4 separate regions of the Homo sapiens genome follow, and all the other regions are linked to region 1. The links are chromatin contacts, found by Hi-C or POLR2A ChIA-PET in ENCODE. All regions are on one chromosome and are shown on one strand. Each heading gives the region's core, a stretch centred on a gene start or an enhancer-like site at or near the end of the contact. The rest is flanking DNA. Distances are from core to core; before and after follow the strand shown. Region 1 holds the start of TENT4A (terminal nucleotidyltransferase 4A). Region 2 holds the start of SLC9A3-AS1 (SLC9A3 antisense RNA 1). Region 3 has its middle 3.8 kb from the start of MIR4457. Region 4 overlaps LPCAT1 (lysophosphatidylcholine acyltransferase 1).

The links. Hi-C counts contacts between places; a loop is a spot of excess contacts on that map. ChIA-PET counts read pairs that join two places held with the same protein, here RNA polymerase II (POLR2A). Pooled maps may share reads with other maps.
Region 2: a map of CD8-positive, alpha-beta T cell shows a loop between it and region 1 (18-fold over the local background). The contact joins the promoter of SLC9A3-AS1 here to the promoter of TENT4A in region 1. A Hi-C loop is called at or near these places in 1 of 168 maps with a recorded cell type or tissue (CD8-positive, alpha-beta T cell) and 6 of 50 pooled maps. POLR2A ChIA-PET finds 5 or more read pairs at or near these places in 1 of 52 experiments (HEK293).
Region 3: a loop to region 1 is called in a pooled map, with 8 times the contacts of the local background. The contact joins the enhancer-like site here to the promoter of TENT4A in region 1. A Hi-C loop is called at or near these places in 2 of 37 single-sample maps with no recorded cell type and 4 of 50 pooled maps.
Region 4: a pooled map shows a loop between it and region 1 (5-fold over the local background). The contact joins the enhancer-like site here to the promoter of TENT4A in region 1. A Hi-C loop is called at or near these places in 7 of 37 single-sample maps with no recorded cell type and 3 of 50 pooled maps.

Annotation. Positions count from the first base shown.
Region 1 is chr5:6,712,031-6,714,734 of GRCh38, reverse strand. TENT4A (terminal nucleotidyltransferase 4A) reads right to left here and starts at 1,303. Exons shown (of 13, transcript NM_006999.6): 1 at 36-1,303. The coding sequence starts at 751. RefSeq lists silencers at 1-324, 695-764, 1,065-1,434, 1,545-1,984 and an enhancer at 2,155-2,214.
Region 2 is chr5:471,891-474,594 of GRCh38, reverse strand. SLC9A3-AS1 (SLC9A3 antisense RNA 1) reads right to left here and starts at 1,359. Exons shown (of 7, transcript NR_125375.1): 1 at 1,196-1,359. SLC9A3 (solute carrier family 9 member A3) reads left to right here. Exons shown (of 17, transcript NM_004174.4): 17 at 1,213-2,704. The coding sequence ends at 1,216. SLC9A3-OT1 (SLC9A3 3' UTR overlapping transcript 1) reads left to right here and starts at 1,630. Exons shown (of 2, transcript NR_024158.1): 1 at 1,630-1,916; 2 at 2,630-2,704. RefSeq lists silencers at 652-1,471, 1,592-1,661, 2,022-2,151 and enhancers at 1,395-2,035, 2,036-2,678.
Region 3 is chr5:1,311,785-1,314,488 of GRCh38, reverse strand. No RefSeq gene overlaps it. Among named protein-coding and RNA genes, the nearest start is that of MIR4457, 3.8 kb to the right of the region's middle. RefSeq lists an enhancer at 1,392-1,461. Within about 2 kb of position 1,393, at least 3 of the 41 ENCODE cell types and tissues checked have a DNase peak (open chromatin) inside an H3K27ac peak, as active enhancers do.
Region 4 is chr5:1,483,792-1,486,495 of GRCh38, reverse strand. The region is part of intron 5 of LPCAT1 (lysophosphatidylcholine acyltransferase 1); the gene reads left to right. Among named protein-coding and RNA genes, the nearest start is that of MIR6075, 26 kb to the left of the region's middle. Within about 2 kb of position 1,340, at least 3 of the 41 ENCODE cell types and tissues checked have a DNase peak (open chromatin) inside an H3K27ac peak, as active enhancers do.

The DNA of each region.
Region 1 (2,704 bases), core at 54-2,553:
CCGCCCCCGCCCCCGCGGCCTCCCCGCGCACTCACCCCTGGATGCCCGGGCTGTACGCGCGGCTCTTCCACGGGGTGCCGGGCCGCGGCGCCTGGGCCCCGGGGCCGCCCCCTCCGCTGAGAGCGGCCGCGCGGCTGCCGGACAGCAGGTAGTTGAGGCCGTAGGTGCTGGCCTTGTTCTCGCGTTTCCGGCGACCCGGGTGGAACTGGTGCTGCGACGGGGAGCCGGCGGGCGCGGGGCCGCGCGGCCCGGGGTGCCCGTTGGCTGTGCCAGGGGCGCTGGGCGCGCCGTCGGCGAAGTTGAAGAAGGCGCCGCCGCGGCCGCCGCCCGGCCGGCCCAGCGAGGCGCTGCTGGAGGACGACGACGAGCAGCCGGGGCTCTCGGTGCCCGACTCCGCGTTGGACGAGGAGGACGACGACGAGGACGACAGCGACGGCGACTTGTGCAAGCGCCGCGCGCCCTCGGCCGCGGGCCCCAGCGCCGTCAGCAGCGCGGGGGGCAGCGCGGCGGGCGCGGTGGGGCCGGGCGGCGGGGGCGACGCGGCGGGCAGCGCGGGGCCCAGGCCGCCACTGCCCCGCCCGGCCGCCCCCGCCGCGGCCGCCGTGTCCAGCGCCGGCGAGTTGAGGCAGAAATAGGACGCGAAGCCCGAGCCGCCGCGGCCCACGCCCTGCGAGGTCTCCCAGATCTGCATCCACAGGGCATTGGCCGGCCCCTTCTGCTCGGGCTGGATCCAGGCCACGCGCGGATCCATCCACGCGCCGCCCCCGCGGGGCCCGCGCGCCCGCCCGCCCCGACGCGGCCCCGCCCCCGCCGCGCCCCGAGGCCCGGCCGCGCGCGCACGGACGGACGGACGGGCCTGGGCCGGTGGCGGCGGCGGCGGCGGCGGCGGCGGGCGGGCCGAGCCCCGGCCTCCTGCTCTAGCCGCGCTCCCGTCGGGCTCCGGCGTGGGGCGGCGGCGGCGGTGATGGGCCCCGGCAGGCCGCGGCGGGCGGCTCCGGCGCTTGGCGCGTCCCAGCGGGCGGCTGCGGTCTCCGGGCTCCCGCTTCACGCGGCGCGGGGCGGGCGCGGGGGCCGCGGCGGCGGCGGCGTTCCACTCGGGCCGCGGGGAGAGGCCATCGGAGAAGGGCGGGCGGCGGGGCCGAGGGGGCGGGCCCAGGCGCCGAGCGGCTGAAGGACCCGCGGGAGGCGCCGCCGCCCGTGCGGCTAGCCCTCAGTCACGCTCGCGCCGCTGGCTCGGCGCTCCTGCGGCGGCGGCGGCGGCGGCGGTGAAAAGACACTCTCGGCGGCGACAGCGCGGGGGAAGGAGGGGGCCGCCGCCGCGTCCGCTCCAATGAGGGGCGGGGGAGGGGGCGGGGACGGGGGCGGCAGGAGGAAGCGCGGCCTCGGTCGCCGGGCCGTGTCGCCGGTGCGCACGCGCGACCGATTTCAAATCCTCACTAGACACTGCCGCCGTGGTTACCGCGCCTGCGCGTTGGGGCCCCGTCGGCCGCGGGCGGGGTGAGGACGGCGTCAGAAGCTACGCGACTGGGAGGGGCTGGAGGGAGAGGCGGTGGCGTTGAGCCATTACTGACTAGGCCGGCGTTGGGTGGAATAGGCAGCGGCTGGAAGGCCCGCACGCCGCCCTCGGCCCGCCGCGGCGCGCAGACCCCGGCGTGCAGACATGCGCGCTAGGGCCGGTGTCACCGGGCTGCCGCCTGAGCCGCGCTGCGCGTGCGCAGGGCAGCGTGGCCGTCACCGCCGCCGGTGGAAGTTTCCGAGCAGCCGGGCGGGGGCAGCGGACGCCACCGCAGGCGCTTCCCCCGCCGGCCGGCCCTCCCTCCTGACGTAAGGGCGGGCCCCGGTCGCAGATCCCGCCCCAGGTCTCTCATCCGAGGGTCCGTGCAGCAGGTCACGCTGCGCTCTCTGGGGTCCGCGCGTCGGCCCACGTGCTCCCTGCACCTCGCGGGGTGAGCGGCCAGCGTGCCGTGCCGGGTGGCTGGCTCCGCCGCTCCGGAGCCGGGAAGGACACGCGGCAGAGTCCTGCTCCCTAGCGGGTCTGCTTACAGGCGTTTGGTTTGCTTTTTAAAATGATTTTCTATGCGAAAAGTGAAGTGAAAACTTCCAAGTTAATTCCCTGGGCAAAATGGGCAGTGCTAGCCGAGGAACGGCTGGTGGGCGGCGCGTCCGGCCCCCGGCTTCGGTTTTTCCAGCTGCACCGAGCGGGCAGGAGTCAGTGGGAAACCGCCCGCCATCCACAGCCTGCCGTTTGCCATCCCGGTGTCCCGAGCGCGATGGAAGCCGGGTTGACAGTGGCACTGTTTGGAATACAGCGCCAACCACACATCCTGTGAGGTCCAAAGCAAACGCCAGTGTCGTTGATCATCGCGGTGCCCCGCGAGCCTGGGCGACGTGAGGCCCCGCGGCTGCCGCCCTGTCTTCAGGCGGAGTCCCCGCAAATGCACTCCCGGGCCAGGGCCCTGAAGCTGCCTTAGCCCAGTGGCGCCCGGGCTCCAAGCCTTTTAAGTAGAACGGGACCTGGCCTTCGTACAGGCGTGTTGTAAATGCTACCCCCTCGTCTCCAGCACAGATGAGTAGACATTACTAAGCACTTGACCCTTCAAACATCGCCCCAACAGGAAAGGTCCGTGTGTTGCATACAAAGGCTTTGGGGCAAGTGGTGGTGGTTAGTAATGAAAATGAATGTTTCAGACGTTTTCAAATACCT
Region 2 (2,704 bases), core at 110-2,609, 6.2 Mb after region 1:
CCCGCCTAACCCCTCTCCGCAGCTCCTCTCCCTCCAGGTCTCCGCCTCGCGCGCGCTGTCTCTCTCCTCCCTGGACCTGAACCTGGCTCGCTCTCTCTCTCTCCCCGCCTAACCCCTCTCCGCAGCTCCTCTCCTCCAGGTCTCCGCCTCGCGCGCGCTGTCTCTCTCCTCCCTGGACCTGAACCTGGTTCTCTCTCTCCCTCCCCGCCTAACCCCTCTCCGCAGCTCCTCTCCCTCCAGGTCTCCGCCTCGCGCGCGCTGTCTCTCTCCTCCCTGGACCTGAACCTGGCTCGCTCTCTCTCTCTCCCCGCCTAACCCCTCTCCGCAGCTCCTCTCCTCCAGGTCTCCGCCTCGCGCGCGCTGTCTCTCTCCTCCCTGGACCGGAACCTGGTTCTCTCTCTCCCTCCCCGCCTAACCCCTCTCCGCAGCTCCTCTCCCTCCAGGTCTCCGCCTCGCGCGCTCGCTCTCTCTCCTCCCTGGACCTGAACCTGGCGCGCTCTCTCTCTCCAGCAGCCCCTCTTCCTCCTCTAGCGCCCTGCTGGCCGCACCTCCCTCAGGAGCCCGGACAGAGATACTCTGGCGTCTCTGCTGCTCCCACGGAGCTGAGGGCACTAGGGCCGCCTGAGATTTCCTTTAGGTGGCTCCGAAAGCTAGTCCGCGAGTCCAAATCCTGCGCTCCCAGGGAGCTGAGAGCAGGGCTGGGGGAAGCCAGACAGACGCCCCGGGTCCCCGACCCTCTCACAGGGATACAGGGAGGGCCGGCCCCGCAGACCCGGACTCTGCCTCCAGCTCAGAGCAGGGAGAGGGGCGGGCCGTGGGGTCTGGGCTTTCTGAGCTCCCTCTGGGGGCCTGGGAGGCACCCGGGGGACGCCAGGGCGGTTTGAGATGGAGGAAGCAGGTCCCCTTGGGGACCTTGACCTCCCGCGCTGCAGGGCCTGGGGCGGGACCTTCCTGCGCCGAGGAGGCCGCTGTCCCGGGACCCCCGGCGGGGGGACGTGGCGGGGCCGGGCTGGGGCTTCGCTGTTGCTGCTTCCGCCTCTGCCCCGCGAACCCGGGTCCTGGGAGGAGGCCCCAGCGGACGCCGAGCCTGGGGTGCGCCGCGGGAGGGGAGGCGAGAGCCGCCGGGCTCGGGGACAGCTGAGGCCCCCGGGGACGCCCCTCCCGCCCCAGCGCCCGGGCTCCGCGCGCCGCTCACGCCTTCCTCTCCCGCAGGTGACACCGGCTCCGACACGCCGCTAACCGGCCGCTCGTCCCCGCGCCACGGTCCGCCCACCGCCGCCGCCGCTGTCCCAGAGAAACCCCAGATCCCCGCGCGGCTACAGCGACCGCGAGCCCCGAGCCCCGCCTCGCCCACGCCAGCGCCTGCGCAGAACTCCGAGAGTGCCGCGCCTGCGCCCGCAGAGCCGCCCGAGGGCGAGCCGGGGGCGGGGCCTGCGCCGGGGGCGGGGCCGGAGCGCCGAGGGCTGCCGAGTGCGCACGCGCGTTCGGCGGCGGCGCGCCGCGTGCACAGCCGGCGCTCGTTCCAGCGGCCTCGCGCGCGCCGCCGCCCCGCGCTGCTGAAGCTGGCGTCGCTGCCGCCCTCGTGCCACGCACCGCCGCACGCGCTGGAGCAGGAGGAGACGCCGCTGTGACGCCGCCGGCGGGAAGGGTCCGCGCGCCATGGCTGGCCGCTCGCGCCCTTTCCCACCGCTGCCGGGAAACCGAGGCTCGCCCCAAACGGATTTGCGTGAAACCAGCCCAAGGTTCCGGGCCCCCCCAACCGAGCCCCGCGCCCGGGGACTGACTCGGGGACCGACTCAGGGACCTCCCGAGCGCCAGGACTCAGGGCCCGACCTGCAGCGGCTGCAGGCCCAGCGCCCGCAAGCGGCCTGGGCCGAGCGCCGTTTCCAGGCCCTCGCCAGGTCTTTGAACTGCAGGTAAAGTGGCAGGAACGTCTTCCGTCTGCTCAGCGTTTGGGGATTTAGACTCCTAAAGCCAGTACCTGCCCCGTTTCCCCCCCAGGTTCCGTCCTGCCCGCGCCCGGTCTCAGGGTGGCGGCCCCGGACACGGCCCGTCCCCACAGACGAGGTCTCCGGCCTGAGCTGTCGCACCTGGCGCGGAGGTCGCCCGGGGTGCCCTGGCTGGGTGAGAGGTGGCCTGGCGGGCGGAGCTTGCCAAGAATCACGGCCAGTCCTTAAGTGGATGGTGGGGCCCAGCAGCTGCTCTGTCCCCCTTAACAAACCAGGGGGCATGGAGGGGCCCAGGGCACCGCCCCCCTACCAGGCTCAGGCCCTCCAAGGAGAACCTGCTGAGACCCCTGAGCCTGTCCTAGACCCCGGACCCCTGACCCTTCCCACCCCTTCCAGCGTCCCAGGGCGAGGCCTTGGACAGAGCTCCTGGTCCTCTGCAGGGAGACCATCCAGCCCAAGCTCTGGGAGGCACAGTCCATTGAGTGGGCGGAGGCCGCGGGTGCTGAGCCGGGGAGGGTGCTCGGAGTCCATCCATCCCTCAGACGGCAAGTCCCACAGGGTCCAACCCACCTGAAACCTGCCTGCACGGTGGAAGTGGTGGAGGTGGACACTCCTAGGGGCTTTTCTAAAGCTAGACTCGCAGCTCCTTGCTCAGGAAAATTAAACTATTCACGTTTCAGATCAAGTGTTGACAGTCACCAGTCAGGAGGAGTTCTTAAAGAGTTTTATGTTGACTGAATATTGCACATTGAGTC
Region 3 (2,704 bases), core at 144-2,643, 5.4 Mb after region 1:
TCCCGGGCTTGTGGCCTTCTTCGCCTCACCCTAACCTTTGCCTCCGTGGTCATATCCCTGATTCTCACCCCGACCCTCTGTGGTTACATCAGTCCCAGACGATTACCCAGCATCATCTCCCATCCAAGATCCAAGTGTGATGGTGGCCACCGAGTCCACTCTGGCACGTGGGATCACATCCGCGGTTCTGGGGCTGAACCGGGATGTCTGGGGGGACATGCCCACCTCCCCCTCATCCTGCCATTTCCCTTGTTGAACCTTCAGTGTGATGTCCCAGTGGCTTCTGTCCTGCTGGCTGGACTCAGCTGGTGCACTGAGAGGCAGACACTTTTTTTTTTTTTTTTTTTTTGAGACGGAGTCTCGTTCTGTCACCCAGGCTGGCACTGCAACCTCTGCCACCCGGGTTCAAGCGATTCTCCTGCCTCAGCCTCTCGAGTAGCTGGGGTTACAGACATCTGCCACCACGCCCGGCTCATTTTTGTATTTTTAGTAGAGATGGGGTTTCACTATGTTGCCAGGCTGGTATTGAACTCCTGACCTCACGTGATCTGCCCGCCTTGGCCTCCCAACGTGCTGGGATTACAGGCATGAGTTGCTGCACCAGGCCGGCAGGCACTTTTAAAAAACTTGTTGCTATACAATTTCCACACAGTGTCATGGCAGATGCACCCCGTGCAGCTCAACAAGCCCTGCATGCTTCCAGACTCCAGCACCAAGCACCCGAGTCAGGCTACAGACAGACCCCGGCCCCACGGGGCCCTCTCAGTGGAAACCAGGCGGGTGAACCCAGCCCATGGGTCACCGGGTCCAAGTCCCACACATGAACAGTCATGCTGGGAGCTCTGGTACCCAGGTTCTCGGGCTGGGCTCTGTCTGGCGTCCATCTGTGTTGTCGCAAGCGGTGCTCATTGTGACTTTCTTCCATGTGGCATTCCATGGCACGAACCGGGGCCGTTACGGATCAAATCATGCACGTGGCTGTGCCTGCCTTTGGGCACAGACCCAGGGGGGACATGGCTGTTGTGGTGCATGTGTGCTGAGCTCCAGTACATGTCACCCGTGTTCTAAGGGGTCTGTGCCACTCTGGCTGTGCACTGTGGCATGTGAGCCCCATGGCATCACCCCTTCTCCAGCACACAATGCTGCTGTCTAATTTTAGCCACTCTGGTGGGTGTGTAGTGGAGCCTTTTCGCGGTTTAAATGTGCATTTCCCTGCTGACTAGCGGCGTTGAAAACCCTTTGTATCCTCACCAACCCTCTGGGTGGCTTCTCTTTGTGTTTTCTGTTTCCTGTTCCCTCCAATCACACCTTGCAGAGCTGATTGTGCAGGGCTGGCTCACTGAAGCTGCCGTGGCCACGGACGGTGAGGCTGAGACCATTTCCTCCTGTCTGTTGTCTAAAATCATCCCCTAAGGCATTTGTGGATGCAACTGATGAAACCGCCTAAGTCTGCGGTTTCCTTTGTGGGATATTTTTTTCACTACTGTTTTAATTTTTGTAACTTCTGTGATAATAATACCATGCAGATTTTCTATTTCCCCTTGATGTTTTATTATATTTTGTTTAAAGAATTTGTCCGTTTGACCTAAAATGACAACTGTCTTTTTTTTTTTTTTCAAGACAAGGTCTAACTCTGTTGTCCAGGCTGGAGTGCAGTGGTGCAATCTCAGCTCACTGCAGTCTCAACCTCCCTGGGCACAGGCGATCCTCCCACCTCAGCCTCCTGAGTAGCTGGGACTACAGGCACACCTGGCTAATTTTTGTATTTTTAGTAGAGGCGGTTTCACCATATTGGCCAGGGTGGTCTTGAACTCCTGACCTCAATTGATCTGTCCACCTCAGCTCCCCAAATTGCTGGGATTACAGGCCTGAGCCACCATGCCCAGCCAATTTTTGTATTTTTTTGTAGCAATGGGGTCTTGCCATGTTGCTTAGGCTAATCTCAAACTCCTGGGCTCAAGCAATCCACCACCCACCTCGGCCTCCCAAAGTGCTAGGACTACAGGTGTGCACCACTGCGCCTGGCCCAAATATCAACTGCCTTGGCATGACATTGGCATAGCACTGTCTTGATTTACGTGACACCTGTGGCAACGTCTGCTTCTCCACCCCTGTGTGAGCTTGTGGGGGCGGCCACAACAAAGCACTGTGGCTGGCAGCTTCAATAGCAGACATTGGCCAACTCAGTTCTGGAGGCCACGGTCCCAGATCAGGTGTGGGCAGGACTGGCTCCCTCTGAGGCTGCGAGGGATGCTCTGTGTCAGCCTCTCCTTGGCTTGTACATGGCCGTCTTCTCCCTGTGTCCTCACATCATCTTCCCTTGATGCCCGTCTGTCTCTGTGTCCAGATTTCTCCTTCTTATAAGGACACCAGTCACTGGCTTAGGGCCACCCTAATGACCCCATCTTAACTAATCACACGTGCAAATATTCTATTTCCAAATAAGGGCACATTCTGAAGTTCTGGGGGTTAGGACTTTAACACGTAGATTTTGGGGAGGACACAGTACAATCCGTAACAACTTCTTATGAGATCAGAGGTGGGACTTGGACCCCAGACCCAATTGAGGACTAGCTGAAACACAGCCAGGGCGGAAGCGGCTTTCCATGAGACACACCCACCAGTGTTTACCATTGCCGTGGCAACCCCCAGGCGTTACCACCCACTTCCATGGCAATGACCCCACTACACAACGGTTACTACC
Region 4 (2,704 bases), core at 91-2,590, 5.2 Mb after region 1:
ACGTTGCTGGGGTCACCCGTTTGGGCACCACTGCTGACTCCCCGCCTTCATCCCCGGAGACCTTCCCGCATTGGGCCCAGCCTCCAGCCTCAGGCTCCTGGAGCCTCCAGCAGGGTCCTCCTGGGCCCAGGTGCCTTCTTTCTCCTGAGTGTCTCTTGTCTGTGCTGCACTGTCCACCTGAGTCCCCCTGTTCTGACCCAGGCCAGGGGTGCCGCCTCTGAGGTGGGGGTGATAGAGCTCAGCAGAGCCCTGTGGGGTCTGCTGGATGTGGTGGGTTCCAGCAGGGCTGGGACCCTCAGGGCTCTGCAGGGATTGAGTTGCTCCTGAAACAGGCCCATGTGGGGCCTTCCTCTCCAGTGCCCACACTCACCCTCCTTGTCAGAGGGCACTAGAGCAGGATCGGCTGACTGGGTACCTGGAGACCCCTCCTGGAAGGTCCTGGGCCCACGCCCTCCACATGCCCACACCCCACCTGCCTGCCAGCTCCAAGCTCTCAGAGCAGAACGAAGACAGTGAGAAGGCCCTAGGATGCTGCGTGGGCCCAGCGATGGCACTGACAGCCCGAGGATGCAGAGGCGGGCCTACCAAATGTGGCTGTTGGAAGTGGACGCAGCTCTCACTGGGCCACAGTGGCCTCCCTGCACGGGCTGTGAACAGACATGGATGTGGCTGTCCCTGGCCTCCCTGCACGGGCTGTGAGCAGACATGGATGTGGCTCTCCCCGGCCTCCCTGCACGGGCTGTGAGCAAACATGGATGTGGCTGTCCCTGGGCCGCAGCGGCCTCCCTGCACAGGCTGTGAGCAGATGTGGACACGGCTCTCCCTGGGCCATGGTGGACTGTTTCTTCCTGTGGGGTGGGCTGTGGGGGATGGTCAGGGTGAATAAGGGGTGATGGCCTTCTGGGGGCCTCAGGGGTCCCTGTTGAGCCATCTTCCAGCCTCATTGTTGCAACTAGTGACGTTAGACCCATGCCCAGCACAAGCTATGTGTGAATATGGAGGTTTCTGTGCAGTTTAGAAGCCCGTACCTCCTCCCCTCTGCCTTGTTCCTGCATTCAGAAGCCCTGGGCTCTGACTGCCTCATCTTGGTTTCTCCCAGCCTGGCCCTTGTGCAGCCTGCCTTGGGTGCACAGTGCTGGCGGGGTCTGGGTGCTGCTGACCCTCAGGGGCCCCTGGGAGACTAGGGAGGCCAGAGACCCCTGCAGACTTTCCCACCGGGGTTTCCATGAAGTCACTGACCTTTCAGGCTCATGGGGGGTTTCTGTGCTCTTGGGGACTTTCCTGAGAGGTCCCCAGGGTGTTGAGGTTTCCTTTGATTCTTACTGAGTTTCAGTGATGTCCCCTTGACACATGGTCGGGATGGTCGGCTGAGCTGTAGCAGCAGAGCCATTATCACCCACAGCAGGTCTCGGCACTCCACGCGAGCTCCTGGGCTCGGTCCCAGGCAATGAGGACTATTTCCTCCACACTGCGTGTCTCAGGGGCTGGGACTCGGCTGCCGGGCGTTGGAGCTGGGGCTTGAGCCTGGGTCTGTGCCAGCCCTGCCGTCCTCCGCCTCCCCTGACACAGCCACCCGTCCACCTGGGCACACAGAAGTGCTGGGTGAACTGCATGAGCTTGCTCCCAGGTGCTGCTGAGCCCACAGCAGGAAGGGGGCAACCCAGCCCTGGACACAGGGGAAGCTGCGGCACACGGGCCCAGGGACTTGGGGTGCCAGCTGGACACCAAGGCTGCAGGTGGATGTCCTGCATGAGACGAAAGCTGAGTGGGTTGGGCGGTCAGCTCGAGGTTTCAGCCCTGACACGGGCCTCTGGCCTCAGGCCACCGTGAAGGGAGAATTGGCCCTAGGGACAGATGCTCCTGGCAGCCCTAGGGGCAAGCATGGGCTCCATTCTCCCAGAATTGTGCAGAATCCCGCAGCCAGGACCAACCGCAAATTCCTGACCACATAGTGGCACTCGCTGGCAGCCTGGGAGGAACGCGCTGCCTGGGGATTCACTCGCCTGGCCTCAGGTCGCCAGGCAGGGGAGCCCTTCTCAGACCGCCTGTCCTGTTCTAAAACTTGAGTACTTCTGATGCCTGAGTTTTCCAGTTAAAAAAAAACTCTTTCAATAGAGATTTAAATAGAATTTAAAATAGAAACAATCATCCACAGAGTCCATGGTGCCTTGCTCCAGCCCGCAAGGGCACAACTCCGGCCAGTGAGAAGGCGGAGCGGCTGCTGGGTACAGCCACAATTCCAGTGGGAACGGGGAAGTTCCTGAGCCTCTGCGGCCTGTGGCTCTAGCTGGGCCTCGCTGGGGCTCCTCCTGATTCCTTGGGAGCCCATCAGGTGGCAGCCACTCAGAGAGAGAGGCAGATCCCGGGCAAGTCCTGCTGCAGCTGTGACCAAATCCGCCCGTCCTTGGAGCTGAGCCCCAGGGGCAGGTGAGGGCGGCGGGTGGGGCCCCGAGGCAGGTGTATGTGCTTGGTGAGGGCAGACCCTAACCCCGTCAGGTGGGTGAGCATTGGCCGGTGATGAGGACCCCCACTTCCCACCAACGCCTTCCAGCTGGTGCGCGATGTTACAGCAGAAAGTGTCCCTCCACGGATGTCTTCCAGCTCGTGCGCAATGTTATAATAGCAAGTGTCCCTCCACAGACGCCTTCCAGCTGGTGCGCGATGTTACAGCAGAAAGTGTCCCTCCACGGATGTCTTCCAGCTC